2 separate regions of the Homo sapiens genome follow, and region 1 is linked to region 2. Evidence: chromatin loops called from intact Hi-C (ENCODE). Cell type or tissue: breast epithelium. All regions are shown on one strand. Links, peaks and the distances in the headings refer to the core of each region. The heading gives the core; the rest is flanking DNA.

Region 1 (8,000 bases), core at 1-8,000, 140 kb after region 2:
TCTGAAATTTACTCCTAAAAATATTCAAAGAATACCTCTAAGCAGTGAACCAAGGATTTGTTCATGGGTTTGTGTCCATGAAACTGCATCATCCTGTGGATTGGTCAAATCCTCAAGTCTAGGAGATGAAAAGAAGGTAAGTCTTTACCTTAGAGAGCTACTGCTGGAGAGAATGGTGGAGACGTCACTGGCAGAAGTACCCTGTGTTCACAGTTGTAGCCCAAATTGCCTTGCCCAGTCCCCAGTCCCAACTGAATCGCTCTTAATTTTCACAAATGTGTGGTAGAGTGACTACAGGTACAATCAAGCCACTGACAGCATGAGAGGTTATTATATCTATACTACATTGTCAACCTTTATAATTTTGAATCTAATACAGTATAAATTTTTTAAACAAAATTTCAGGCAGTACTCTTGTATCCTAGAAATTCCTTCCATAATTGGCTTCGTCTTGACTTAAGCAAACATTTACCCACTTGGACAAAAATGTATATTTGATGTATCTTGTATGTATGTATGCATGTAATGTAAAAGAACAATCAATCTCTGGGACTGAGTATGATAAAAGTTAAATAAGAATTCCTGATATAGAAGGTCTTGTTGAGGGGAAAGTAGTCTTACCTGGGGAAATAGCATACTGTTTTCAAATGACTGTAGAGCAATACATATTTTATTGCGAAGTAGTCAAGAAGAAAGGGACAGTTATTAAAATAGAAAATAAATTACAATCGATTGATTTTTGACCATAGGTGTCAAAATAATTCAATGGGGGAAAAGCAGTTTTTTTCAATTAATGGTGCTGAAGCAACTGAATATCCACATGCAAAAGAAAAAATGGAAACCTTACATCATATACCAAAAAAACTCAAAATAGACCAAAGATGTAAATGCAAGCATAAAATGATCAAGCTCTTAGAAGAAAGCATAGGGTTAAATCTCAGTGATTTCAAACTTGTCAGTGGTTTCTTAGCTAGGACACCAAAAACAAGCAACCAGAGAAAAATAGATACATGGGATGTCACAAAATGTACAACTTTTGTGCTTCCAAGGACATCATGAAGAGAGTGAAAAGACAACCCACTAAATGGAAGAAAAAACTTGGAAGTCATATATCTGATAAGACTATATAAGGAATATTCGGAATATATAAAGAACTCTTACAACTCAATAAAAAGACAAATGACTCAATTTAAAAATGGGCAAAAGACTTTGATAGACAGTTCTCCAAATGGGATATGCAAATGGACAGTTGGCATATGAGAAGATGCTCAACATCATGAGTCATTCAGGAAACACAAGTCAAAACCTCAATGAGCTTCCACTTCACACCTACCAGGAAGGCTGGAATCAAAACAACAGGCATTAACAAGTGCTGACAAGAATATGAAGAAACTGGAACCTTCATACACTGCCACTGGGATTGTAAAATGGTACAGTCACTTTGGAAAACAGCCTGGTAGTTTCTCAAAACGTTGAATACAGAGTTATCAGATGACCCAGCAACTCCACTCCTGGGTATATACCCAAGAAAAATGAAAACCATGTCCACACGAAAACCTGTACATAAAGGTTTTGCCATTATTCATAATAGCCAATAGGTGAAAACAACCCAAATGTTCAACTGATGAATAAATAAAATGTGGTATATACACTCAATGGAATATTATTCAACAAGAAAAAGGACTGAAATACTGAGACATGTGACAACATGGATGAAGCTTGAAAACATTACACTAACTGAAAGAAGCCAGTCACAAAAGTCCACATATTATGATTCCATGTATATGAAATGTCTAGAATAGGCAAAGCTAAAGAGACAGAAAGGAGATTAATGGTAATTTAGATGGCTAAAGTTTCTTTATGGGGTGATGGAAATAGTTTCACCAACTGTGAATATACTAAAAGCCACTGAATTGTACACACTAAATGGCTGAATTATTTTATAATAAAGCTGTTACTAAAAAAATGGAAAGTGAAGAACTTCCATATTATCAAGTAAAAAAAAAAGGATAAACAACTTGATCAAAATATCAAAAATGGGGAAATGAGAAAAAAAGCTGAATCAATAAAATAAGGTGGAAGAAATAAAATCAAGCCTGTTTGTTATTACTTTAAATGTGTACATATTGATTTATCCAACTAAAGGGCCTATAAGGTTGTGTTAAAAATATATATAAATTTATGCTGTTCAAGAGACATACCTAAAAGGACAAATAGGGTTGAAAATAATACACAAAACAAGGAGATACCAGGCAAATGCAAAGAAGAAGGCAGGGATGGCAAAATTAACAGCAGACAAGCTGGACTTGAGCTTAAAGGCACTGATGGATAGAGTGGTATTACTAAATGCATGGTTTTGGAAGAAATATAAAAGGTAGACGTATGTGTGCACCAAATAATACAGCAACTAAAAATTCTTAAAATTCAAGAACATGACAAAAAGTTATTTCTCAAATGAGAATATTTCCCAGAGAGAAAATAATAAAGACATGAAGAAGAGAAATAGATCAACAGATACCCTTACTTCCCTCAAATAAGAATATATATTTTTTCTTACACCTATGCCACATTTTTAAAGATTAACTGCATATTTGGCAACAAAGAAAACCTTTGCAAACCTTTAAAATTAAAAATTTAAAGGATACTTCGTTGATCACAATCCAATAAAATGAGGATTAAATAATCAGGTAACCAAAAAATCTTAACTACTTAGAAATTAAGAAACATATTCTTAGATCAAAGAAGAAATCAAAAGGGGAACTGGAGGATATCTTGAAAGCAAGGGAAAAGAGAACACTTCATATCAAAATTTATAGAACACTCCAGAAGATTTACTCTGAGGAGACTTTAGTGTCAAATGCCTTCAATATTAATGAAGGTATTTTACAAATAAAAAGGAACTTTGCACTAATCTTAAGCAATTAGAAAAGGACAGCTTCTACTTCAAAAGGAAGATTTTACAAAAAAGATAAAAGTTCAAACTAATAAAAAATAAAAAAGGACACGTAAGCCCAAAGCTGGCTCTCTGAAGAGACCAATAAAATAGAAAAACCCCTCAAATGCCCAATTAAGCATAAGATAAAGAAAAGGTGAGTGTGGTGGGGGTGGTGAGGGGAAAGGTAGGGGAAGAGTAAAGGAAAAGGGAGAGAGGCCAGGTACAGTGGCTCACACTATCTGTAATCCCAGCACTTTGGGAGGCTGAAGTGGGAAGACTGTTTGTGCCCAGGAGCTCAAGACCAGCCTAGGCAACATAGCAAGACCCTGTCTACAAAAAATTAAGGAAAAAAAAAATTAGTCAGGTATGGTGGCACACGCCTGTAGTCCCAGCTACTCAGGAGGCTGGGGTGGGAGGATTGCTTGGGCCTGGGAAGTAAAGGCTGCAGTGTGCCATGATCGTGCCATCGCACTCCAGCCTGGGCAACAGAGCACAGACCCCCATCTCAAAAAAGGGCGGAGAGGGGAAGTGAGGGAGGATGTGCAAAAACAGACAAGATTATGATTGAGAGCAGGTATAAAAAAGCAAACGCAGTAGAAATTTTTTAAATCATTAAAAATATATACTGCATGGAACTTCATGTCAACAAATTTGAAAGCCTTAGAATAAACAAATGATTTCCTAAATATAAATCATCAAACTGATTCAGTAAGTGGAAAAAATCAGAAAAAGTCACCATGACCAGACAGGTTCACAGCTGAGTTTTATCTAACCCGTGATTCTACTATTAAATGGCAAAAGGCAATTAAGAAATAATAAACCAATTCATTTATGAAGCCAAGCATAATTTTAATTCCCAAACTTGAGAGATGAGAAATTATTAACAAATCTGGCTTATGATTGATTTGTTACAGAAACTCTGAACTAATATTAGCAAATAACATAATTCAGCTGTGTATCAAAGAGAACTACATACTGAGACCAACCTGGGTTTATCCCAGGAACATAAGGGTACCTCAGTACCAGGAAATCAATAAAATTCACTTCGTCAACAAATTAATTATGGAAAAGACTACAGAATCATAGGAATAATAGCAACAAATGCTAAAAAGGCATTTAATAAAAGTTTTTAAAAATGAAGTAAAATAGAAGATATTCATGAGAAGAGCTTGACAAAAGGTATATAAAACAAACCCGTATTTGTTAAACAATGAACTCTCCCCCCAAAAAGAAAAACCCTACACATGTACATGTATGCAAAAATGTGTTCATGTATGAGCACCAAGTTTTCTACATGGGTTATGTGGACAGAGATAGAGAAGGAGAAGGGAGGGAAATTCCAACAAAAAAGGGAAAAGGGTCAGAAAAAGGACTCCAGTCAAGAACCATGTATAATATTATATTAATGCTTATCAACGAAATTACAGTTGGCCCTTGAACAATGCAGGGGTTAAGGGGTTGACCCCAACCCAGTTGAAAATCTATGTATAATTTTCAACTTCCCCAAAACTCAACTACTAATAGCCTACTGTTGAGTGATATTAAGAAAATCATAAGGCAGAAAAAACATATTTTCTATTCATTAAGGGGAAATGGATCATCCTAAAGTCTTTTTTTTTTTTTTTTTTTGAGACAGAGTCTCGCTCTGTTGCCCAGGCTGGAGTGCAATGGCGTGATCTTGGCTCACTGCAGGCTCCACCTTCTGGGTTCACACCATTCTCCTGCCTCAGCCTCCCGAGTAGCTGGGACTACAGGCACCCACCACCACACCTGGCTAATTTTTTGTATTTTTAATAGAGATGGGGTTTCACCATGTTAGCCAGGATGGTCTCAATCTCCTGACCTCATGATCCACCCTCCTCGGCCTCCCAAAGTGCTGGGATTACAGGCATGAGCCACCGCGCCCGGCCCATCCTAAAGTCTTTATCCTCATCATCTTCACTGAGTAGGCTGAGGAGGAGGAGGAGGAAGAGGAGTGGTTGGTCTTGCTGTCTCAGGGGTGGAGGTGGAAGAAAATCTGTGTATAAGTGGACCCACCCAGTGCAAACCTGTGTTGTTCAAGAGTCAACTGTATATATTTTCGCATGCATAATTTTTTTAAAGATTGCATGCAATATCACAACGACTAATAAAAAGTCCTCCTTTTGTTTTTAAATCCACAACCACCACCTGCCTTCCCAGTCCAAGTTTCAGGGTAACATACAGTAAGTCATTAACAGGTTCTTGGAAATTGTGACTTTAAGCAAAATAATGTAAGAAAACCAGTATTTTTTCTCATCAACATTATAACAAAAAGACATTATTCAAGGGCCTGCGGTACATTGTTTTGCTTAAAGTTGCAGAAGAACCTACTGATGATGTTAAGTGAGGACTTACTGTGCTTTGTGGTAAATATTACCTTCAGTTGCACTCCCTAATGGAAATATGAATCAGACTACTGGTGGCATGCCGCTCAGAACTCAGGCACAGCCATCCACACTCCCACCCGGAACCAGACTCCCAGCTTGCCAACCTCCCTATTCTGTCTCAGAGGGAGATATTCTGGAGCTGTTAGGGAGCAGAATTTCGAGCAAAAAATTAGGTATGGTGGCACACACCTGTAGTCCCAGCTACTCAGGAGGCTGGGGTGGGAGGATTGCTTGGGCCTGGGAAGTAGGGGCTGCAGTGAGCCGTGATCGCATCATCGCACTCCAGCCTGGGCAACAGAGCACAGACCCCCATCTCATAAAAGGGCGGGGAGGGGAAGAGAGGGAGGATGTGCAAAAACAGACAAGATTATGATTGAGAGCAGGTATAAAAAAGCAAATGCAATGGAGATTTTTTAAATCATTAAAAAAATATACTGCATGAAACTTCATGTCATCCTTTGGTTTCCCTTGGTACCATCTGCATCTATCATGTTTTCTGTGGCTCTAAAGATGCCTTCACGCTGTCTCCTGCTGGGTGTTCCCTTAGGACCTAGGACAACCTGCTCGTGTCAGCACCTCTTACGCTGCATCACAACTATCTGTGGATCGGCCGTTTGTCTTCACCACCAGGAGTTATGCTGTTTGAGGGCTAGAACCTCTGCTTCTTATCAATCCCCAGTTTTTAACATAGTGCCTGGTGCAGAGTAGGCACTCTATAAATATCTGCCAAATGTATGAAATGTATTTGAAAGAAGATATGAAGCCTACACTCAAAAACTTCTCAGGGCTGTTCTACTTCCGTTTCATGTTAAAATTTCTACCTCTGCAGCTGATAAATTGATGGGGTGAAGGAACGCTGGCACACCCCAAGGTGCATGTGACTTAGGTTAGTCGTTTGGGATTACGAACATTGGATCACTCTTAGGAGCCCACCAGAGACAGTACAAAGGGTACTTGGCTGAATGTCTCCTGTGTAGGACCCTATATAATCCCATCTGGTGCCTGGAGTCACCCCTCTGGGAGATGACAATCTAGAGGCAGAGCTGGGACCAGTGTCTGTGTGTCTCCAAAGCTCTGTGCACATCGCAATGCCTTTCTGACAGGCAGAACCAAAGACAGCCGCGGATCTTCCCTCCTTCCCACCAAAGCATCCCACACACTACCTTCAGAAATGGGGGCTGCACTCTCTCAACTATTCCAATTTCCCCAGTGTCATTTGCCTTCTTCCTAAATTTACCTAATCTTTTTCAGAATGTTTGTATTTCTTCTCTGCTACACTTCTGGAAGAGACCGAGTCTATACATTTATAATACAAGGTGTGAGTTTACCCTTGCTATTATTTACCTGTAATTTACCTCTTTCGATCTTAAAGAAAAACAACTGTTGTCTCAATTTCCAATGAGGTTCTGTTCCAGGTCTCCACTGGCACTCTGAATGCACATCCCCCTAAGATGCCACAGGCTGTGCTCCAACACCCCAGCTCGCCTAAGAAAATGCAGCCAAGGAAAACACACAGGCAATTCAGCTGAAATATCAGCACTAAAGAGCAAACCAAATAGGACATTTGTATTCACCTTCGATGCTGGGACCTGAAGGAAGCAAATGTCATTACGTCAGATAAGGAAGGAGATGAAGACTGCTTTACATGTGCATTCTGAAGTGAATGTCTACTCACAGAACCTCACGTCTTCATGTGATCCACACCCACAAACTCAGCAGTGGAATTCCTGGGAACACTTATTTAAGATGGCACTGGTGGAAGATGTCACCTTCCCCAAACGCATAAAGTGCTCAAATAAGCCAGGTGCAGTGGCTCATGCATGCAATCCTAGCACTTTGGGAGGCAGAGGTGGAAGGATGGCTTGAGCCAGGAGTTTCAGACCAGCTTAGGCAACATAGTGAGACCTTGTCTTTACAAAAAAATTAAAAAGAATTAGGTGGGCATGGTGGCGCCTATCTGTAGTCTCCGCTGAGACTGCAGTCTTAGACTGAGGTGGGAGGACTGCTTGAGCCCAGGAGTTCAAGGCTGCAGTGAGCTGTGATCACACCAGTACACTCCAGCCTGGGTGACAGAACGAGACTCTGTCTAAAAAAAAAAAAAAGTGCTCAAATAAGAAAGATGCCCACTAACCACTCTGGGTGATTCCACTTGTTGACAGTCTTTCCTCCCAGAAAAATCTCCCTGTATCCTGATCCTTTATATTCTCTTTGTAACCCTGTTTCTCAAACTTGAGAAAATAGGTCTCTCCTTCTTCCCTATCTGGTTACTCCTAAGGTGACAGATTCCATTTGCAGTTGCTTTTGCCAGGGAAGCTTGCTGGAGGCTTTGAAACATCAAAATTGAATTTATCTACTGGCTTCCTGTCTGCTGCCTGGCAGAGATGAGTGCAGTGACCACTTCCCAGTGAGGCCTGTCATCTGCCCATGTGGGTCTCTCTTCCCCCATGGGCAGGCAGATGACAGACCTCAGTGAGAACGTCTGCTTACGTTGCACTGTTCAGAAACCAGGCAGCAGTCCCATCTCACTCCAAGAGGTGCAGCCATTTCCCAGAATACAAGGCAATGGGGGAAGACAGGTTTGCTATGCAATGATCATCTTTGGTTCAGAGCCCTTTGCAAGGGACTTGTTATAAATTAGTTGATCTGACCCACATATA
Region 2 (16,503 bases), core at 5,548-13,547:
ATGGTACCTTGAAAATGTCTATCCAGAGTTAAGGTAAGTCCCCAGGGATCTGGGGTTTCACTTTGTAAGGGCTTAGAAGCCAGTAAGGCCATAGAAGCAGCAGAGGGGAAATGGAGGTGGGGCTGCAGGCATGAGATTGGGCACCTGGGCCCCAGTGAGAGCCTGTGGTCTCACTCCATGGTGTGGAGCTGAGAATCTGCTCCCAAGTTGGCCTGCTGCTGTCTCTGTCCTGCAGAGCTGCCCTCCCATGCTTCGGAGTCCCAGAGGCAGTCCCCCGGGCCTCACCTTGTTTTTGGCTTGTTCTCCATTGGCAAGGTGATGGGCTGGGTGACCTGAAGGACTGGTGTCTGACAGGCTCTTCGAGTGACCAGGAGCAGTCCCCAGCCTCCGCAAGCATGCAGTGTCTGCAGCCAGCCCTCGATCCCCCCGCCAGGCGCCTTTGCATGCCTCCGATCTGCTGCGCTCACCCTTGCTGCTCCTGTGGGCCAGCAGATAACAGCCCCCACGAGGCTCCCTCCTCCCAGCTAGGTTAATCACATGTGAAACGGAAGTAATAATGCTGCTGCCCCACGTCCCTCCGGAGGATTCATGGCAGAAACACCTTTCTGAGCATTATTTCCACACCCAGCCTCTTGTTTTAAGCGAATACGAGCTCCCCATCTGGAGGGACCTGCTGATAACCTCGTGAGAAGACCTATAGATCCGCTGGGGTGGAGGAGCCATCTGCACTTCATCTTCTTAAAGGGACTGTCAGGCAGGTCGTGCCTTAATGCGGCACATTCCTTATTCTAAATATTCCCAGAGCATTTTACAGCGGCTCACATATCTCCAGCACAGTGCCTGCGAACGCAAGACTTGCCACCATTATCTTTCCGCTAACAGCTCCTTCAGAGCCCTTGTCACGGAGATTTGTTGGACAGTTAGGTAATGCGGCCTCTCTCTGTTGCTCCTGTTCGCTCACTTGGCTCTTTGGAACCGTTTCCTCTGCTTTTCAAGTAACATGCCAGGCGCCAGGTGGCCCATGCCCCCTAGGAGGAGAACAGGAGAGAACACAGCGTCCTTCTCCCTCGGATCCCTGCCGTGCAGGACAGCTTTTGCTGGGGATTGAGAGCACCAGATGGTCACCAGCGATGGTCACCTGCAGCGGCAAGGGTGCACTGGTCACAGTTGCTGGTTGCAGGGCCCTGGTCTTCTTCCTGCCAGCTCTGTCCTCTCGGCCATGTGCACTCAACCCAAAAGAACCCATTCTGCCTCTGTGTCTGGCCCCAGAATATGATGTCTACACCTCCTGCCTGGTGTCCCTATACAACAGATTCTTGACTGTGGGCACTAAGGCGGCTGCTCATCAACTCTCCGTCAGCCAAAGAGGGGCTTCAATTCAGTGGATTTTAACCCAACCATGCCACTCACTTTGCTTTTTCAGTCACAGTTGACTGCCATTTCTCACAGAGGTCACCCATGGTTTGTAGTGACACTGGGCCCCGCACCCACTGAAGACCACATCTGAGGCACTGAGCACCATCCTGGCTGGCAAATCTGCTTCCCCTGTCTGTGGGGGGTGAGGGAGACATCAGCCTCGTGTTTTGTGTCTGTAATATCACCGCCGTTTACTGAGTGCCTCCTACGAGCCAGGCACTGGGCCGTGTGCTTTACACGAAATGTTCTATGTAACACTTGCAGCAGATCTGGGTAGCCCATAGCCTACCAAAGGGCAAATCGAGCTTCAGAGAAAGTGAGTCTTGCCTGAAAGCCAGCACCTGGCAGAGGTGGGCTGAGGTTTGGATCTGGTTCTGAAGCACGTTGTTCTTCCCCGTGGCTGTGGCTTTGTTCACATTAGACCACCTGACAAGTCTGCCCACCTTTCCCGTCTTTACTGGATAAAGGTCAGATCCTAAGTGTATTGGAAAGTTCAAGGCAACAGGATCTGACCACATTGATTTTCTAAATGACTTCCAATAAGACTAACATTGAAGAGTATCAGGAGCTTTTCCTTCCTTTCCAAAAAAAAAAAAAAAAAAAAATGACCTGATATAGAATATAAAGAATACTTCTGCAACATACAGTCTTAAAGTGTTGGAAGTCCAGAGCCTGGGAGAAATGCCGTGTCCCTGACACACACTACCTGTGGTAGGAAGAGGCACGATGCCTAGTCACTGGGTCTTTCTCTCGTTCCTGTCACCTGTCATGAGGCCACTGAGCAAAGGGGCTGGTGGACGGGAGCTGGTGGTCATGTGCAGTGAAGCAGGTGATTCTCACGTTGTTTTTCAGGGTTCCAGACCATCAGGATATAGCTTTTGGGGCCTTGCAGCAGGGAACTAACTGCCTCGACACTTTGGGACACTTTGCTGATGGTGTGGTTGGAGTTTATGAATGTCACAATGCTGGGGGAAACCAGGTATGTGCATGGGGAAGCCAGGTCACCTGCAGGCCCAGAGAGAGCAGGAGTTGGGGGGGTCCTGATGTTAGAAGTCCCAGCTGCCACCTTTCTCCTGGGATGGGTGATGTCTATGAGGAAGCACCTGGCTCCTGCTGGCCACAGCCTCTTTGGCAGCCAGCACCAGGGCCAGATAGAATGTCACACACTTTGGTGCATCAGCTCTGTCATCAGCTTCGGACCAGGCTCTGCTGCAGCGGCAAGGGTGCACTGGTCACAGTTGCTGGTTGCAGGGCCCTGGTCTTCCTGCCAGCTCTGTCCTCTCGGCCATGTGCACTCAACCGCAAAGCACCCATTCTGCCTCTGCGTCTGGCCCCAGAATATGATGTCTACACCTCCTGCCTGGTATGCCTATACAACAGATTCTTAACTGTGGGCACTAAGGCGGCTGCTAGTTATAGCCCCTGCCTGTTAGATAATAGCTTAAGATAGAAGATACTCAGTATTAATTGCTTCCATTGCACACATACACACCTTTTCTGAGAGGCATAAAAATGCACAACCGCCAGGCGCCGTGGCGCACGCCTGTAATCCCAACACTTTGGGAGGCTGTGGTGGGTGGATCACCTAAGGTCAGGAGTTCAAGACCAGCCTGGCCGACATGGTGAAACCCATCTCTGCTAAAAATAAAAAAAAAATTAGCCAAGCGTGGTGGCGGGCACCTGTAATCCCAGCTACCCGAGAGGCTGAGGCAGGAGAATTGCCTGAACCCGGGAGGCAGAGGTTGCTGTGAGCTGAGATCACACCATTGCATTCCAGCCCAGGCTACAAGAGCAAAGCTCTGTCTCAAAAAACAAACAAACAAACAAACAGAAAAACCCACTACCTTCTCTTCTCCCATCATTGCAAAGGAGAGACAAAATGAAGGCTTGATGGGCCCAGCTGAGACTTCGGATTCTAAAAACAGTTTTCCCATGAGATAATAATAGGAATTGGGTGAAATGTGAGCTTCATGCACCAAAGGGTAATCCTGTGTGCTCTTACCCCCTTCCTGAAAACTTGCCTGGCACTGGGAGAGCCTGCAGTTTTAAAAAAGGCAGGTTAACTCCGTGTGTGTATCCTGAATGTATTGATTTCTTAACTTTCTTTAACTGGAAGTATTTTTGAAAGGGGGCATGTGCTTTTGTGTAAAGCTGGGTCCTCCTCCCAAGTGAGTGTCCAGGCAGACTGCAATCCACAAATACCTTGACTCCTTTCTTCACTTGGTGATGTGGTTTTAGCAGTTACTTGCAATGGCCTGGACATCCTAAATTAGAAGAGAGAGAGGAACCTGCCTGCCTGGGGCTTGACTGGGCCAGTCCCCATCCAGCATGGGCATGGGGCAGGTAGCCAGGGCCTGGCCCTGGTTCCCCTAAATCTCCAGCCCTTAAATAGAAGATACTTGGCGTTGATGAGTTAGAAAATGAGAGAGAGCCTCATTTTCTCGTGTGGTTTTGGTAGAGTTGATCCTGGATTCTCCGTATCAGCGTCAACAGTCTCGATGGTTCAGAATAGCTAAATGTGATGCTATGTTTGGGTAAGAGCCAATGGGTCAGGTTTGCCGACAGATATGAGTGTGCTTCCAGTGCCTGTGCACGTGTGTGACACACACACACACACACACACACACACAATAGCACATATGCTCATCACGTTCTCACACAACAGCTCTCTTCTCCTGATTCCCGGGCTCAGTCCCCCTCTCTTCCTTGTGCACATGCACCTAGACTCATGTGCTGCTTCTTTCTTCTTTTTCTGTTACTCAGATGCAGAGCTTGTTTTGCTCTCTGTTTCGTGTACATGACTTCATATCATTGATCTCTGTCCTTTTGATAAATATTGTTGGAGGGTTTTTTACTTGGCAGTACTATTTTGCTAGAGAAAGGGATTAGAAGGCAAACAAAGCAATCCCTTGCCTTCCAGAACTCACAGTTGAGCAGAGGAGCCACTGTGGGTTATGAAACAGAGGAGGCACCTGCTCACCTCTGTGCTGTCCAGGTGGCTGCGCCTCCTGTTATTCCGGCTGCCCTCACCTCCATGTTTAATCACTGGGCTTCCCTCTGCTGTGTGGCAGGACTGCATGCCATTCCCAGGCTCCCAGGGCCTGGCGTCTGTGTGTAGCCTCTGGGCTGTGAGGACACTCCCCAGGGAGCAGGCTTCAGGTGTGGGTGCACACACAAGCCAGCCTTCAGCTATAGCCTGAGGGACCAGTTTTAGGTATTTCACACTGTAGCAGGTCAGCCCCCCTGGGTACTCGTCACAGGCCCCACCCGTGTCAGGAGTCACCTGGAGGGAGGAACCCATACAGGGGGAGGGAAGAACAAACAGAGTGGAAGACGAAGCGGGTGAAAGGAGGAGGAGCCAGCTGGTATTGGTGGGGTGGGCAGAGGCGGAGGGGAAGGTGCCATCCCCACCGTGTCCATGCTTCTGTGTCCTTGTAGCTCCTCCATCCAAGACCCTGCTGTTAACTGTGTTCTCAGTCACTGCTGGGAAGCGGGGGGCCCAGGGGACTCACTCAGAGGTGATGGAGGGCGCCGTGCGGTGCTGCTGTGGGTCCCGCTGTGGTCCAGGTGTGACTGGAGGAGGCGTCTCCGCTGGCTGTGTTCCTTCTACACTGATAACAGCGTGTTTATTTCCATGGTTTGGGCTTTGTTCTTGAGATCTGGAAAGCAGTGAGCTTGGGGAGAGATGTTTTATGTGTTTCCATCTAGAACCATAGTGAAAATCCACCGAAATGCCCTCAGAAAAGTGGAGCTCTGTGAGGGAGGGGGAAATGATGGGTCTCATTCTCAGCAAGCTGGGTTTCATCTAAACCGGACAGACGGTGCTGCAAGGCTTGGTCGATCACACAGCATTAATGCAGATTTCACCAAATGCAGACATGTGGATAATTCGTGTAGGGTTGGGTGAAGCTTACCTCTGGTCTGTGGATGACAAAACGGACGAGGTGCCCACCCAGGTTCCGTACTGTCTGGGTGTTGGGCCTCTTGTGATCCCTGGCCAGCCTCACCTCCGTGTTTAATCTCTGGAGTTCCCACTGTCACTCTGCAGTGTTCTGATGATTTATGGAAGGTTGGAGAGGTCACTCCTTTCTGTGTCAGCGCCTCTGCTGGAAAGCGACACACCTTACGCTACAGCACATTAAACAGAAGCGTGTGCTCAGGCCCCGGCCGAGAGAGTTCGTCATCAGAGTCTCGGGCCCCAGCTTCATCCCCTGTGCGTCAGGCTCTGTGACTGGCTCACCCCCCGCCAGCATTGCACCTTAATTACCGCACAGCTAGTAACACGAGACAGAGTCTGGGCCCTGTGGAGGTGGCAGGTCTACGGGAACCAAAGACTTTGTCTGTGTAGCTGCTGCCTGTGACCCTCCTCACCTGCCCTCAGGAGGACAGCCTGTGTCCCGCCTTCAGGGCTGTGGCCCTCACCCCCCGGTCCTGCCCAGTAGAGAGTCTCCAGGATTCCTCTCTGCACAGTGCTGAGGGCAGCCACAGCACAGACCTTTGACACAGAGCGCCCATTCCTTGCCTCTGCACCAACTTCAGGGGTCAGCAAAGGGCTGTGCCAAGGAGTGAACAAGATCGGGTCTGCAGGGTGTGTCTCCCACTCTGCTTTTGCTTTTCCTTCTTGCTGTTGTGCAGCCATTACTGTTCTCACATGTGGGCTTTCCCTTCCTTTCCAGCAGTAAGTGCTGACTCCCTGCTCACTCTCTGTCCCCCTCCAATGGCCACATCCTGGGATTGCTCAGAGAAATTTTTTTTTTCTTTTTTTTTTTTTGAGACGGAGTTTGGCTGTGTTGCCCAGGCTTTTTTTTTTTTTTTGAGACGGAGTTTGGCTGTGTTGCCCAGGCTGGAGTGCAGTGGTGCAATCTCGGCTCACTGCCACCTCCGCCTCCCAGGTTCAAGCCATTCTCCTGCCTCAGCCTCTCAAGTAGCAGGGATTACAGGCACGTGCCACCACACCCGGCTAATTTTTGTATGTTTAGTAGAGACGGGATTCCACTATGTTGGCCAGGCTGGTCTCGAACTCGTGACCTCAAGTGATCCACATGCCTCAGCCTCCCAAAGTGCTGGGGTTACAGGCGTGAGCCACCACAACCAGCCTGCCCAGAGAACTTTTACAAAATGCTGATGCCAGGTGCTATGCCCAGAGAGCCTGATCTAATTTGTCTAGGGTCAGAGGGCACCACCAGATCTCTAAGAGCTAACAAGTGATTCTAAATGAGGATTTGGCCTGCTGTAGTGGTACACACCTGTAATTTCAGCACTTTAGGAAGCCAAGGCAGGAGGATTGCTTGAGGCCAGGAGTTCAAGACCAGGCTGGACAACATAGGGAAGCTCCGTCTTTACAAAAAAAAAAAAAAGATTAGCCAGTTGTGATGACCTGTGCCTGTAGTCCAAGCTACTCAGGAGGCTGAGATGGGAGGATTGCTAAAGCCCAAGAGGTCGAGGCTGTAGTGAGCTGTGATTGCACCACTACACTCCAGCCTGAACAACAGAGTGAGACCATGTTCCTAAAATAATGTAAAATAAATTAGGGCCGGGCACGGTGGCTCACGCCTGTAATCCCAGCACTTTGGGAGGCTGAGGTGGGTGAATCACGAGGTCTGGAGTTCGAGACCAGCCTGGCCAACATGGTGAAACCCCGTCTCTACTAAAAATACAAAAGATTAGCTGGGCATGGTAGTGGGCACCTGTAATCCCAGCTACTCGGGGAGCTGAGGCAGAAGAATCACTTGAACCCGGGAGGTGGAGGTTGCAGTGAGCCGAGATCGCACCACTATACTCCAGCCTGGGTGACAGTGTGAGATTCTGTCTCAAAAAAATAAATAAAAATTTTTAAAAAATAGGAGTTGAGGAGCAAGCGTTTTCTAGTGGAAAGATGAACACATCAGCACATACAATGTGATGTGAGATGGCAGGATGACATGATGTATGTTACACCCTCAGCTTGGGAGCACCTTACTGCCTGGGCCAGTCTGGGGCCAGTGGGCTACTATCAGTACTTTCCAATAGAACCATGTGCTATGATGGGGATGCTCTACATCTGCCATTCAGTATATCAGCCACATTGTGGCAACTGGGCACTTGAAATATGACTAGTGTGAATTACAAGTTTAATTTCATTTCATTCTGGTGAATTTAAATGCAAATGGCCCTGGGTGCCCTGTAGCTAGCACATTAGACAGTACGGCTCAGATATTCCAGCTCACAAACCCACTGTGCGTGAGTCCTCTCTGAACCGATAGAAAGTGATGCTTTTTTGCATAGCGTGTGACACGGATGAGAAACGAGAGGGTAAGTAATATTTCCCAACTGAAAATAGGGCCTGGTGCTTTGGAAGAGTGAGGTTTGTTATCTGGTTTCCGGCTGAGCCTTGGCAGACACACAGGAAATGAGAAAATTAATGGCCATGCCTTTTAAGAGTGGCAGCTCAAAAAAGCATTTCTTAAATATTTATGAACTTTATTTTACAAATTCAGATAATTGAAATGCAACAGAAGAACAAAACGGCAACTAGCTCTGTTGTTTGCCCAGCTGAATTAGTTTTTCTGGAATCCTGTGTAAAGTCTGCTTTACAGTAATTAAGCACACAATAGCAAGGAGGTTGTAAAAACATTCAGACATGATCTTTAACTGGGTGTCAGCAGACCATCCAGCATCCGCCAACACCTGCTGCCAGGGACAGTCTGGAACCCTTCTCCATACCAGCGTTGTCCCTCTTACTCAGGACTCTCCTCTTCACTGTGAGTGGGCGTCTCTGTGTACCACAGTTTCACACATCCTGGTGGTGTCCCCAGCCCCTGTGAGTGCAGGGACGGAACAATGTGCTTCTTCCTGGCCCTCTCCATCCTGAACGCCATCTGCCTATGGGAAACACACACGGCTTCCTCTCTACACTCCACACCTTCCATACTCTGTGACCCAGTGAATAGGAAAAAAGCTGCTTTTCCTCCTTTATACTCTCACAAAACTTCTCACCTCTGACACCAGCCCTGTGGGCTTTTCCCCCCACACCAAGCAATTCTCCAATTCTCCAATTCTCTGCGGACACTGAGTGTCATGCCTGTCAACTCAGTTCTGACACTGCCTACCCAGAGTTAGCACAGACCCCACGGGTTATGGGCTTCCTCCCACAAGATGCTTCTACTCCAGATGCCAGTCACAAGTCCAAGTTGTCACCTGCTGTCTGACTGTAAATCAGGGCTCCCGCGACCTCGCCTTGAATTCATTCATTTGCAAGAATAGTTCATAGAACTCAGGAAAACGGTTTACTTCGTGGCTTACCTGTTCATTAGGAAAGACTGAAACCCAGGAGCAGCTGGACGGGAGAGATGCATAGCACGCGGTGTGGAGGTGGGGTGTTGGAGCTTCCACGCCCTCTCCAGGTGTGCCGCTCTCCCAGCGCCTCCGCATGTCCGGCAGCCACATCCCGGAGTGCAAGGACTTTGACGGAGGCCTCATCACATGGGCATGATCTCCAGCTCCTCTTCCCTTCCCAGAGGATGGGGTGGCGGGGGACTGACGGTTTCAAGCTTCTCAGCATAACCTGGTCTTTCTGGTGACCAGCCCCGTCCAGGAGCCCATTAGAGTTGCTTCATTAGAACAAGACACTCCCATCACCCAATAAATTCCAAGGGAGTAGGAGCTGTTTGTTGGGAACCGGGGTCAAAGACCAAACACTAGAATGAAAGATGCTCCTAAAACCCCTGTGGCTCAGGAAATGACAAGGGTTTTAGGAGCCTTGTGATTGTGCCAGAGACCAAATAATTATTTTTATGATGTCACACTGTCCTAGAGTATGGGTGACGTGAGTGCCTGTGGGTGCTTGGAAGAGCTGGCTGGAACTCACCCATGTTGAATGACAGCATCATAGAATGTTGGGATTCGACTCAGGGTCGGGTGGCCTTCCCCAGAGAAGGTGGCCGGCAGGGCTGGGTGGGTCAGGGCTGCCTCCATGCCGTGTTTGGAATGCTACAGTGCACAGGCCAAGCAGGTGCTTCTACTCTAGGACTCTTCAGAGCCTTTAATAGACTGAATTTCCGAGAGATAAACACAGCACAAAGTCTGTTTCCCAAATTCATTTGACCTAGAATCCGTCTTTCCTAGGATTCCTCACAGAGTAGAATGTGAGGAACACTAATTAAAAGGTGAGAAAATGGAAGACCCGGGAAGTGAGCAGGCTTGCCCAAGCCTCCCTCCCTGTTAGGGGAGGAGGAAGTCTTCAGACAGGTGAAGGTGTCTTCACTGATTCCTAGACGGGTGTCCGTGCCTCTGCATCCCCTCTGCTGATGCTGAGAGCTGGAGATGGTGCATCCCGCCAGTGGTTGTATAAGGTCTGAATGCTAGAATCTTTAGGGTTTGGTTTGGTTTGGTTTGGTTCGGTTCGGTTCAGTTCGGTTTGGAGACAGGGTCTCGGTCTGTCACCCAGGCTAGAATGCAGTGGCACAATCACAGTTCACTGCAGCCTCGGCCTCCCAGGTTGAAGCAATCCTTCCACCTCAGCCTCCCAAGTAGCTGGGACCACAGGCATGCACTGCCACACCCGGTCAACTTATTTTTTATTTTTAGTACAAACAAGGTCTCGCTATGTTGCCTAGGCTGATCTTGAACTCCTGGCATTAAGCAGTTCTCCCGCCTTGGCCCCCAAAGTGCTGGGATTATAGATAGGCCTGAGCCACCACACCGGGCTGCATCTTCACCTTTTAATGTTTTTCTAATGACGGACTATTTGTTCCAACATGATACAGATACTAGACAGTGAGGCTTCTTTAAACACTATTTGTTCCTTTCCTTACCTCTGTTTCCAAGAACCAAGAAAAAAACAGTGTCTTCATAGCACATAATAGTGCCTGAAGTTGCAGAATACATTTATTTGTGTGTCTTTCATGTTCCCCACTAGAAAGGGAGCCTGGCTCTGTGACAGCGCCGGTGTCATACAGGTGTGCAGCAGGTGGTCATGGGACAGACCGATAGAAAGACAGACAGACAGACGGAGGGGAGGGCCACTGCAGCGTGCTGGGGCTTAGAGAGGAAGGGGATGGAAGTGGATAGTGAGTCCCTGTGGGGTTTTAAACTGGAAAGGGCCTTGCTGCCCCTCGATATTAAGGGGTGTTCATCCCTTTGAGTGGGACAAATGGAGAGTGATGGTCAGAAGCCTCACCTTCCAGTCCCTGCTGTGGCCCTGCCTGGAACAGGCTCCGGCCTCCTCTGCCACCTGGGACCATGTCTCATTTAGTATCCAAAATGGTTGTCCTCTCACCCTGTCACAGCCTTTAACTTGTGTGTGTTTGTACATATATGTGTGTGTTTGTTTGTTAACATCATGGTGTGTTATTTAAACACTCTCTAGCTCAGTTTTCTCATCTATAAAATGAGAATAATAATAGCCCTCATGGAGCTGTTGTATAAAGGGCTTAAAATAATGCTTGGCACATAGCACCCCATTAAATTTAGCTGTAATGTATTCAAAGAAATTCATAGATCTATTCCTCCAGTTTTCAGAGGGCTTCATGAGCACCCATAGATCAATTAGCATTCACTTAGGAGGCTATACACGATATATTTTGCTTACATATGCAATGTGTTATTTACTACAGTTCACATTCATCAATGCTGTTTGCAGGCCATACCTGCATGAGGGCAGAGTCATTCCAAAATAGCATGGGTGGACCAGTTGCCAACTGTCTACCTGGTGTATAACCAAGCTTGTGCCACAGTTTTTACAGCTCACATTGAATTATAGAAAAATGAACAAGGCAGTCTAACTTGTATTTGGGGCTAAAATAGTTAATAGTTTTATTTTAGTTACTGAGGTCCTCAAAGCACTTCTGCACATCACTCAGCCAACTTACTGCTCAGTTGTGAGGTTCTCCCACATCTCTGATGTTATAAATTTGCCCTTAGGCAAAAAGTAATTGTTTCGTTCTCAGTTGGCTCAGGGGTTCTGAATCTAAGCTCCACCCCGTGACCCATTTCCTTTTTGAGCCCTCATCGATGCCCCTTCTTTCCTTTCACAGCCCGGTGCATAGCACGCCTCTGACTTCTGGTTTTGTGTTCCAGGAATGGGCCTTGACGAAGGAGAAGTCGGTGAAGCACATGGATTTGTGCCTTACTGTGGTGGACCGGGCACCGGGCTCTCTTATAAAGCTGCAGGGCTGCCGAGAAAATGACAGCAGACAGGTACGGCTTGCAGGCACCCGTGGGTGCCCGTGATTAACCCAGACCAGGGTAGCCACGGCCTGCGCCCTCTTGCTCTGTGCTGCCTCTCAAAGCATCCATCTCTGCGTGTACTTATGTGTTCTTTTGCATCACTGTGAATAATGTCTAGCTGCCCTATTAGACTTAAGCCACAAACCTAATGTTGCTTATTTCTGATTATATTCTCATTCTCTTCCCTATGCCGCTGAAAATTTAAAGAGAAATTATCTACTTTTGTTTATTCATCAAATACTTTTTTCTATTTCAATTTACAAAAATTCTAAATGATTAATGTTCACATGGATGGTACTCGATACATAATGCAAGTGTGTGTGTCTATGTGTGTATATATGTGAGCATATATATACACACATATATACACACCACATATATATACATGCTACATATATACATATATACATGCCACATATATACATATATACACGCCACATATATACACATATATACATGCCACATATATACGTATATATATACACACCACATATATATACATGTATACACACCACATATATATACATATATATACACACCACATATACATATATACACACCACATATACATATACCTGCCACATATATACATATATAAACACCACATATATATACATATGCATGCCACATATATGCATATGTAAACACCGCATATATACATATATACACACCACATGTATACGTATATATAGATGCCACATTTATACATATATAAACGCCACATATATATACACACCACATATGTATACATATATATACATGCCACATATACATCTATAAACACCACATGTATACACGCCACATATATACATATGTAAACACCACATATATACACACCACATATATATACACGCCACATATATACATATATACAAACACCACATATATATACATATACACACACACACCACAGATACATACATATATATACATGCCACATAGATATACATATATAAACGCCACATATATATACATATAAACACACCATATATATACATATAGATACATGCTACATTTATATAAACACCACATATATATACGCCACATAGATATACAAGCACAACATATATACATGCCACATGTATACATATGTAAACACCACATATATATACACACCACATATACACACCACATATATATATACAAACACCACATATATATACATATATACATACACCACAGATATATACATATATATACATGCCACATATATATACAAATATACATGCCACATATATACATGTATATACATGCCACATAGATATACATATATAAATGCCACAGATATATACATATATAAACACCACATATATACATAGACACCACAGATACATACATATATACATGCCACATATATATACGTATATATACATGCCACATATATATACGTATATATACATGCCACATATATATACGTATATATACATGCCACATATATATACGTATATACATGCCACATATATATACGTATATATACATGCCACATATATATACATATATAAACACATATATACATATATAGACACCACAGATATATACATATATATACACACCACATATATATACATATATACACACACACACATATACACACAGTTTCTTTAAACATTTCAGAATAGACTTTCTACCTGCCTTGTAAGCCGGTTTTCTCTGACGTATTCCCTTGTGGCAGCTTGTGGACACACCCTTTCTCAAGGCATGGGGTAACAGTTAGTGTCAGGAATAGAAATGCAAGCACAAAAGGTCCTCCCTGTATGCCCATACTTGGAGTGCCTGCCCCTGTTCTTACAGTCGGTCCTTAGAGATAGATGGGATGTAGGGAAACTGAGGCACAGAACCTACTGGAGCCAAGAGCCTAAGCCAGCTTCTAGTCTAACCCTGATTTCACAACAGAAAAGTCTCAGAAAGTCATTGCCTCCACCCTGGAGTCATCTGGGAAGACCAAGGCCAGGACCGAGTCCCCGGTTCTGACCCCAGTTGTCAGGGAGACGCCTGCAGAGGGCCCTCTTTCACCTGTCTGTCTCCAAACCCCTGCGCCAGCTCTGGGTGCTCCTCCTTCCCTGCTCTGCAGAGTCCCAGCCTGTCCTGGCAGTGGGAGCCCCTCTCTAGGGTTCTGCTCACAATCCGCATCTCTAAATGTCCATCTGTGTTGATGACTTGATACCAAAATGTGTAAGGGAGTGCCTGTTAAACAAGAGAAGGCTAGCACCGCTTGGACCCAAACCACCTAGAAATTGCCTCACTCATTGGCCCCTCGAGAGGAAGCTCCTCGAGGGCAAGGCTGGCATCTGCTGAGCCAAGTACTGGGTGAGTCTCAAACACATTCCCCTGGGATGTAACGGAGCAGAGATGTCTTTGGATGTAATGGATTGATAAAGTGATGACTTTAGTTGACACCTTTTTAAAAAACAAATATTACTTCAATATTGCTTAATTTCAAGAATTGACAGGTGTTTCTGCTTCAGTCCCAGTTTTGGGGAACCATAACTGACACGGCTTAGGACCTTTGTGAAGCATGAAAAGACCTATAAATAATAAGTTTTTCTGGATGTATGGCATGTATAAATGGGGATCTGTTAGGTTTTAAACCCCAAGACTCAGGCTATTAGAGAGGATGTGGGGGCTGTTTCAGTAGAGTCTGACTGCCTTGAAAATCTGCGCTCCCCACCCCCAACCACAATCCCATCAGACAGACAGATCAGAGCCCACAAGGCCACCTGTGCGAGACGGAGCTGGGGTTTTGTTGTTGTTTTTCTAAGGTTCTTGATTTAGCTGATGCTTTGACACATGACAGGCAGTCCCTCCAGTGGCCAGAATCAGATTCCGTTCATTCCGAATTCTTTGTTGAGAAGATTCCTGGCTGCTCAGAGTAACAGGGCAGCCTCAATACATACACACTTTACATGACAATGGGGAAAAACAGCATGAGGGGTGATTGACAGCAACGAGGGAGCTGGAAATGAAAGAGGCAATGACAGGCACTTAGCAAAAGCCTCCCCGGCTCCTCTGATTGCACTGTCTTTCCCTGCTGGCAAGAACTCCAGGTGAGCAGGTGGACGGAAATAAGGAAAGCAGGGTACAAGTGACAACATCCTTGTGGTGTTTCGCGCAGGTCGGGTCCCCAGCACTGGGCTCCTCTGCCTGCACCGGCTCCTCCCTGCCTCACTCACTGGCCCCTCAAGAGGAAGCTCCTTAGCAAATTTTATCTTGGAACTGAACTGGCTTTGCCAGTTGGAACATTTGGTTTCCAGGCACGTCCATGTTTTCATATGTTGTGCATATTTGCAGAGTCAAAGGGGAAAGGGAGGCAGGAGTGAGAAAATTTAATTCTGCAATGTCAAAAGGATTTGCAAAAAATACTTAGGTGAAGGAGCTTTCGTGCACACAGTATAAAAAATTAATTAGAACCACAGACTTCATTATTTGAAACGAGCTTTGGGGAAGAAAAAAATGTTACTTTTTTTTTTTAAGAACAAACATTAGAGATTTTTAAAGGGGGATTTTTCTGTTTTTCTTTCTTTTTTTTTTTTTTTTTAAGAGACAGGATCTCACTCTGTTGCTTAAGACTGGAGTGCAGGGGTGGGTATGACCATAGCTCACTGCAGCCTCGAACTCCTGTGCCCAAGCGATCCTCCCACCTCAGCCTGCAAGGAGCTAGGACAACAGGCATGCACCACCATGCCCTGCTAATTTTTTTTAAAAAAAATGTTTGTAGAGATGGGTTCTTGCTATGTTGCCCAGGCTGGTCTTGAACTCCTGGCCTCAAGCGATCTTCCTGCCTCGGCCTCCCAAAGTGCTGGGATTAGTGTCGTGAGCCGCCTGCACTCAGGCTGAAAGGGGTATTTATGTTACTTGCTAAACAGGGCTCCTCAGATTTCCTTCAGGCTGGGTTGTGCACTTTGATTCTGGCTTAGTTGGTGGGTAACGGGTATGTGGGTTGAGTTTGGTTGTTCGCTTGATTTGAGTGTTAGTAAAGAGGCATCGTACCCTGTACTTTACAAGCGGCATGTTCAGAACTCAGCAAACATTGGTCCCTGCCATACAGAGCACCAGGGGGCTCAAGGGTAGCAGAGACAAGTTTCTCATATCCACCAAGGAGCTTGCACACCAGTAGAGAACAGACTACATAGAAATAGGCTTCTCAATGCTATGTTCTGTTCAAACAACCATCTCTCTTCCTGACATTTGGCCTGACACCGTTCCTCTGGCTCCCCCGAGCAGAAAGCCCTAAGTGGGAGCATGGAGGTGCCCAGACCAAGGCCTCCAGGCAGGGCTGCTTTCCAACAGCCAGGGGAGGATCTGGCCCTGCATTGTGTGGATCCCTTCTTGGGGTGAACCATCACTGGATCAAGCTTTCATACGAAGGCATGCAAATTCCCCTACATCAAATCCTGTGTTAATGACGAAGGGGTGGGTGCCCAGAGCTCTGGGGCTCAGAGGAGGGGACACCCACAGAAAGTTTGGGGCAGGAGACGTTCTGAGTTTTGATCCAAGGCAGAGAATATGTTTCCTTCCTGGGTCCCAGCAGCACCTGTGGCTGGTTTCCTGTGGGGCTGCTGCAAGCTCCTCGGCCGTTCAGATGAGAGGCTGGGAAAAACGTGTCTATCTGTGAGTTTTTAATGCAGCCACAAGGTCCTGAATTCACACGAATCTGTTTGTACTCCTTTGCTTGTGCCCACACTCTAAGGCACTCTCCTGTGTCTTGCAGAAATGGGAACAGATCGAGGGCAACTCCAAGCTGAGGCACGTGGGCAGCAACCTGTGCCTGGACAGTCGCACGGCCAAGAGCGGGGGCCTAAGCGTGGAGGTGTGTGGCCCGGCCCTTTCGCAGCAGTGGAAGTTCACGCTCAACCTGCAGCAGTAGGAGGGTCCGGGAGGCCC

What was found. A loop is a pair of places that touch in the nucleus more often than their neighbours do. Peaks named below come from ENCODE experiments on the same cell type or tissue, not always from the same donor. Only the 100,000 strongest peaks of a DNase experiment are listed, where the experiment ranks them.
Region 1: it touches region 2 in a loop (14-fold over the local background); 1 of 110 quality-filtered maps calls a loop at or near these places.

What each region holds. Positions count from the first base shown.
Region 1 is chr1:230,407,843-230,415,842 of GRCh38, forward strand. The region is part of intron 1 of PGBD5 (piggyBac transposable element derived 5); the gene reads right to left. Among named protein-coding and RNA genes, the nearest start is that of PGBD5, 14 kb to the right of the region's middle. In breast epithelium, for the core only: no CTCF peak of the experiment used is centred there; no DNase peak of the experiment used is centred there; H3K27me3 peaks cover 801 bases.
Region 2 is chr1:230,262,973-230,279,475 of GRCh38, forward strand. It overlaps GALNT2 (polypeptide N-acetylgalactosaminyltransferase 2), which reads left to right. Exons shown (of 16, transcript NM_004481.5): 13 at 1-33; 14 at 2,269-2,395; 15 at 11,473-11,592; 16 at 16,331-16,503. The coding sequence ends at 16,486. LOC124904542 reads right to left here and starts at 9,138. Exons shown (of 5, transcript XR_007066928.1): 1 at 8,698-9,138; 2 at 6,663-6,753; 3 at 5,331-5,522. RefSeq lists enhancers at 2,144-2,644, 2,645-3,145, 4,234-4,744, 5,254-5,763, 5,764-6,272 and 1 more and a silencer at 5,508-5,737. In breast epithelium, for the core only: no CTCF peak of the experiment used is centred there; no DNase peak of the experiment used is centred there; H3K27ac peaks cover 1,684 bases.